Regions from separate parts of the Mus musculus genome. Here region 2 is linked to region 1. Evidence: chromatin contacts called from ENCODE POLR2A ChIA-PET data. All regions are on one chromosome and are shown on one strand. Each heading gives the region's core, a stretch centred on a gene start or an enhancer-like site at or near the end of the contact. The rest is flanking DNA. Distances are from core to core; before and after follow the strand shown. Region 1 holds the start of Gmeb2 (glucocorticoid modulatory element binding protein 2). Region 2 holds the start of Zgpat (zinc finger, CCCH-type with G patch domain).

Evidence for each region. ChIA-PET counts read pairs that join two places held with the same protein, here RNA polymerase II (POLR2A).
Region 2: POLR2A ChIA-PET joins it to region 1 with 10 read pairs in Patski. The contact joins the promoter of Zgpat here to the promoter of Gmeb2 in region 1. POLR2A ChIA-PET finds 5 or more read pairs at or near these places in 2 of 5 experiments (Patski and embryonic stem cell).

Annotation. Positions count from the first base shown.
Region 1 is chr2:181,286,638-181,289,337 of GRCm38, forward strand. It overlaps Gmeb2 (glucocorticoid modulatory element binding protein 2), which reads right to left and starts at 1,329. Exons shown (of 10, transcript NM_198169.2): 1 at 1,247-1,329.
Region 2 is chr2:181,364,127-181,366,826 of GRCm38, forward strand. It overlaps Zgpat (zinc finger, CCCH-type with G patch domain), which reads left to right and starts at 1,297. Exons shown (of 6, transcript NM_001048148.1): 1 at 1,297-2,126. The coding sequence starts at 1,546. It overlaps Arfrp1 (ADP-ribosylation factor related protein 1), which reads right to left and starts at 1,278. Exons shown (of 8, transcript NM_029702.4): 1 at 1,093-1,278; 2 at 479-585; 3 at 185-272. The coding sequence starts at 571.

The sequences.
Region 1 (2,700 bases), core at 79-2,578:
TAAATAAATAAAGTCCTAGGTTAGTTCCAGGTCAGTCTTAAATATTTTTTCCCCTCTCTCCTTTTGTCATTCTGTATGTCTTGGAACTCATTCTGTAGACCAGGCTGACCTTCAACAACATCTGCATCTGTTTCCCACATGCTCGGATTATGGCCTCAGTCTAGATACTAAGACTGTCTAGGAAGGCAGGGAGGAGGGAAGATGAAATGTAGGGACTAGTAAACCTTACCATAAGGCAGGCCCATTCCATGAGTTGGTCTCCTGGCACAGAAGGGACACCTAAATATCTTTTCAGGTAGGTCACAAAGTGGGTTAATCTATGGCCTAGGTTTGTTTTTCTCAGTCACATACGCACATACACTGACATGTTTGTTCTTGGCACTCTCCATTTTATATCCAAATGGTATGTATGTATGTGTACTCCAGGATGTCTTCCCAGAAAGCTTTCCATATTTCCTATGAAGAAACAAACTAGACAGGTAGTCATATTATCGATTTAATTTTAACTTATTAAGAATGATAATTTGAAACTGTTGGGTTTGAAATGTTTTCAAGACAGAGAACATTGGCTCAGCAGTGAAGTAACCAACTAAATACCTAAAAATGTCACCAATCGTGACTAAAACTGGGCCAACCGATTCGGTTCCCAGCAATAAGATTATCCACTCAAAATAATTCCCTCCAACCACACAGTTCTACAAATGGGTCCCCATCAACGTGGTTCCCATCTGACAGGTCCACCCTGACATGGTTCCACTGATATCAAGTACCTATCCTGATGATCCTGGCCTCTAGATTCAGTTCCAAGCCAGGGGTTCAGCAATACGGGTCCCACCCATGAGTCGTTCCCAATCTTTCCACCCGCCCTCAGGAACCCGACCCATCTGGTGCCCACCGATGGGTCCCAAACACCACCACTCCCGCCTAACCGCTCCCCACTCCTCCAGCCCCTTCCGCCTCGGCTTTCACGGACGACCCGACCCTGCCTCTGGCGAGGCCAAGATGGAGGCCGGAAGCGAGCCGCCTTCGCGAGCCCTCCCGCCAGGCGCCCGCGCCCGCCCGCCAGCCTGACGCCGCCGCGCCTGACGCCGCCGCCGCCCTCGCGCGCCCGCCGCCCCTCCCCCGGCCTCCCCTCCCCCCGCCGTAACGTCCTGACGCTCCGCAGGGACCCCTGACTGGACGGCGGCGCGTGAGCGGCGCGAGAAGCCTCGCCGCGGGGGTGCGCGGGCGCGCCGATGCCGCTTACCTGGGCCCACACGGGCCTGCTCCGGCGCCCGGCTGTGACGGGTGCGGCGGCGGGTGGTGGCGGTGGCGGCCGCAGCCTTCGCTCCTTGTTGGGGATTCGGCGGCGGCGGCGGCGGCGGCGGCGGCTCGGGCGCGCGCTTCCTAGTGACGCAACACCGAGGCCGCGCACGCACGGGCCGGGCGGGCCTGGAGACTTATTTGGCGCCCAGCGCGGAAGCGAACAGTGTGGTGAGATACTGCCCCCGTAGGACTCTTGTGCGCCTGCGCGTGTGGTCTGCGTGCCTGCCCAATTAGGTGTTCTGTGGTTCAGGCCGAGGTTTGTAGTCCTGGCGTTTGGGCTCCACTAGGGAACCGAGTATCCCAGGTGTGTGCTTTGCAACCCAGCCTCGGCCTTGCAGTGACACTGTCCTAAAACTCATGTGCGGACGTTCTTAACCATTTCTGACAGAATCGTGTTTCTTTTTTTTAAAATTGAAGGCATTGCGAATTTGCTTTTTCAAACTACTCAGTGCGGAGCGGTGTTTTCACGAAGTTGACCAACTGACATTGCAGCGGGTAGTCCAACATGATTTAAACTTTTTTTTTTTTAAACGGACTCGCTATGTAGATCAGACTGACTTGGAACTCAAAGAGCCCCGAGTTCTGAGATTAAAGTGTGTATCACCATGCCCGGCCCATTATTTAAAGTTTTAAATGAAATTTAAAAGTTAAGTGTCGGGGTTGGGGATTTAGCTCAGTGGTAGAGCGCTTGCCTGGCAAGCACAAGGCCCTGGGTTTGGACCTCAGCTCTGAAAATAAATAAATAAATAAGACAAAAAGTTAAGTGTCTTAAGTATCTTGGAGCCATAAAAGTCTCATGGAGGGCCTTGGGTGCCCGAAGAATTTCTTTTATTTTTCTAACTTGTAGGGAAGGTCGCGTATTTAAGGTAACCAACATTTATTAAGTTCCTTACAGTTGAAAGCCAAAGACAAGCAGTTCTTGTGTGGTTCAAAGGTAACATCAGGTCCTGTCAAAATGAGACTTGTTTATCTTGGCCCTGGTGGAGCCTGGGCACCCTGTTAGACATTGTAGTCTTGGCAGTAAAACCCTTACCTTCCCCACCACCCCTTGCTTTCAAGCAGCTGAAGACAGCCAATTCTAAGTGCCAAGCCAGCTCTCAGAATGTGATCACTAGAATTAAGGGCTTCAGGATCCCTGCTCTGCCCATCTTAGAATCCTTAGAGTAGAAATGGATGTCTGCTTGGACGGGAACAAGAGTTCACTGTTAACAGGGTGGCAGCTAGAATGGGAAACTAACAAGCAACATTTTCACGTAATTAACACTGTAAATAAGAGACTTGCACTTTCACTCTGAAGGAGATGAGGAAGTCTTTGTCATTGCTGTTTGTTTTGGTTATGTGAGTTTGTCATTGCAAAAATAAATGCTAATGAGATCAAATGGTCTGGCTAGAGAA
Region 2 (2,700 bases), core at 47-2,546, 77 kb after region 1:
GACCTTTACACACAAGGTTCCAGCTCTCCCCAGGATGGGACAAACCATTCTGGTACCAATCCTAGGGAACTTGAACACAGAATAGAAAGACAGGGTTTTGACCACTGGTCAGCTGGGTTGTGGACCTTACAGCATCCATCTCTAAGGGACCTCCTAAGATCATATCCCTAAGGTGCCCCCTTACTGTTTAGACCCACGGTAGTGGTGATTTTGGATAGACTCATCCCCTTGTAGTTCTTGTTAAAGCGTGTTTTTGACTGTTCCAGGAAAGTCTGAGGAAAAAAAGAGAGGGGGTTAGATAGCAGCAGCTAGAGTAGTTTTCTGGTGTCCTTCCCACCTATCCCTTCACACCCATGCAGCCATGCACGCCTCTGCCTGTGGCTTGATCTTCAGGAGGCTGGTGACTACTAACCTGTAGCCTTGGGGCGGGGGTTAGATCAGGCAGGGAATGGGAACTGGTGAGAGAGCAGGGACCTACCGTCTTCCCAGCATTGTCCAGGCCCAGGATCAGGATGCAGTATTCATCCTTCTGGAACATGTACTTGTACAATCCCGAAAGCAGCGTGTACATCCTGTTCTGGCACCCTGAGAGATGTCAATGTGTGTACCGGGGGCATCGGCCTCCTGCCCTGCCCGCTTCATCAGCGGTCCGCCTCTCCTGCTAGTTTTCAAATGTGTAGCCTCGCGGATCCTGACTCTTCGCCCCCATCCCGCCTCTTCTGTTAAAATCCCTGACCCTGATTCCCCCGATGCCATCGCTGACCACGTGCTAGACCTGGGCCACTCCCACTTAATGTCATCTTTCATAATGCACCATCAATTCGGAGTCCTGAAAAGCCCGTGGCGGCCTGCTCTGCTCCGCCTTCCTAAGGCTCCTCTTTCCGAACCCTCAACTCAGAACCAGGAAACGCGGCCGGCGACTTAAGTCTAGGAAGCGACCAGAGAGGCAGAGCTCCTGAGGAGGGTCGGCTTCGGCTTCCCGCCGCCGCCGGGCCCACGGAGCCTGGGAACCAGCAGCTGAAGCCACTTCCGTCCCCCTGTTCCAGGACTTTAGAACCCCGGCCCCTCAGTCCAGCTGAGGCCCACCCGTACCTGCTCAGATCTTGGAGGAGGAGCCGCCGCCGCCGCCGCCGCCGCCGCCGCGTTCCTAACCCCACCGACCTCACGCTGACCCCTCACAGTGCCTGACGGAACAAGGAGCGAAGGACGGAGCACGGGCGGAATCGCATCCCAGCGGCCCCCGCGCGCAGGTACTTCCGGCAGCTTCGGCTCTCCGGCGGAAGTGCCCGGCGGAGGGCAGAAGGCTAGCGCGTGAGCTTGGCTGGCGAGGGCGGAAGCCCTTCTAGCCTGCGAGCGCCGGCCGGAGGTGGGGTTGCGGGCCGCAGAGGACGGGGCGGGTGACGTGCAGGTCCCCCTCGGCGGAACCGCGGCCCTCCTCAGGCTCCCTAGCGGTTTTGGGGGCGGCGTTGCCCTGAGTTGTTCTTACTGCTCTTCCTCCTGTTTTTGTCTGCGGTAAAGGTTCCGAATCCTGCCTGCTGGGTCGGGATGGACGAGGACAACCTAGAGACTGCCCTGCAGACCTACCGGGCCCAGCTGCAGCAGGTAGAGCTGGCGCTCGGTGCTGGCCTAGACGCTTCTGAGCAGGCGGACCTGCGTCAGCTGCAGGGCGATCTAAAGGAGCTGATTGAGCTCACCGAGGCCAGCCTGTTGTCGGTCAGAAAGAGCAAGCTGCTGTCTACAGTGGACCAGGAGAGCCCAGCTCAAGAGGATGCTGAGTACCTGGCTTTCCAGAAGGCCATTGCGGAGGAAGTGGAAGCGCCCGGCGCCCCCTGCAATGACTCGGAGACGGCCCCTGGGAGCGAGGTGCAGCCGGGATCCACCTCCTCTGCACTGGAGGAGGAGGAGGAGGACCCAGATCTGGAGGAACTGAGCGGTGCTAAAGTGAATGCCCCCTACTACAGCGCTTGGGGCACGCTGGAGTATCACAACGCTATGGTAGTGGGCGCCGAAGAGGCGGAGGATGGTTCTGCGTGCGTCCGAGTCCTCTACCTATACCCTACCCACAAGTCCCTGAAGCCCTGTCCGTTCTTCCTGGAGGGAAAGTGCCGGTTCAAGGAGAACTGCAGGTAAAACCCTCTGCTGCTAGCAATGAAGGGCACGCAGTCGGGACCACCGCTGTGGCCTGTCGCCACAACTAGTTTGGCACCCAGCAGAGTTGGTAATAGAGTCCAAACCTTAGGTGACTGACAGGCTTTTACAGAAGTGTTCTCCGTGTGTTTACTTAGATTTTTCTTGCATACATCAAGAAGTTTGAAAGAGCTTATGTTGAAAAGATAGGGCAATCCTTCATCAATATTCTTCTCCAAGGTGTAAAACTTTTTTTTTCCCCTTTGAGATAGCAGTGTAGTAACTCTCGATGTCCTTGAATTCTTGATCCGTCAGCAACTCTACTACATCCTGAACGCCTTCAGTTTCCAAATGCTAGGATTACAGGTGGAGGCCACCACTTCTACTGGGCTACATCTCCAGCTCGGAACCTTTTTTCTTTTTTTCTCTTTTTAAAAATTTATTGACTATGCTGAGGATGGAATTAGGGCCTCCAGCACACCAGGCAACCAACTACTGTACACCTTAGCCCCATCCCAGCTCCTGTAGTTTGCATAGTCTTACAGAAAATTTCAAACACATAATCTCTTGCTG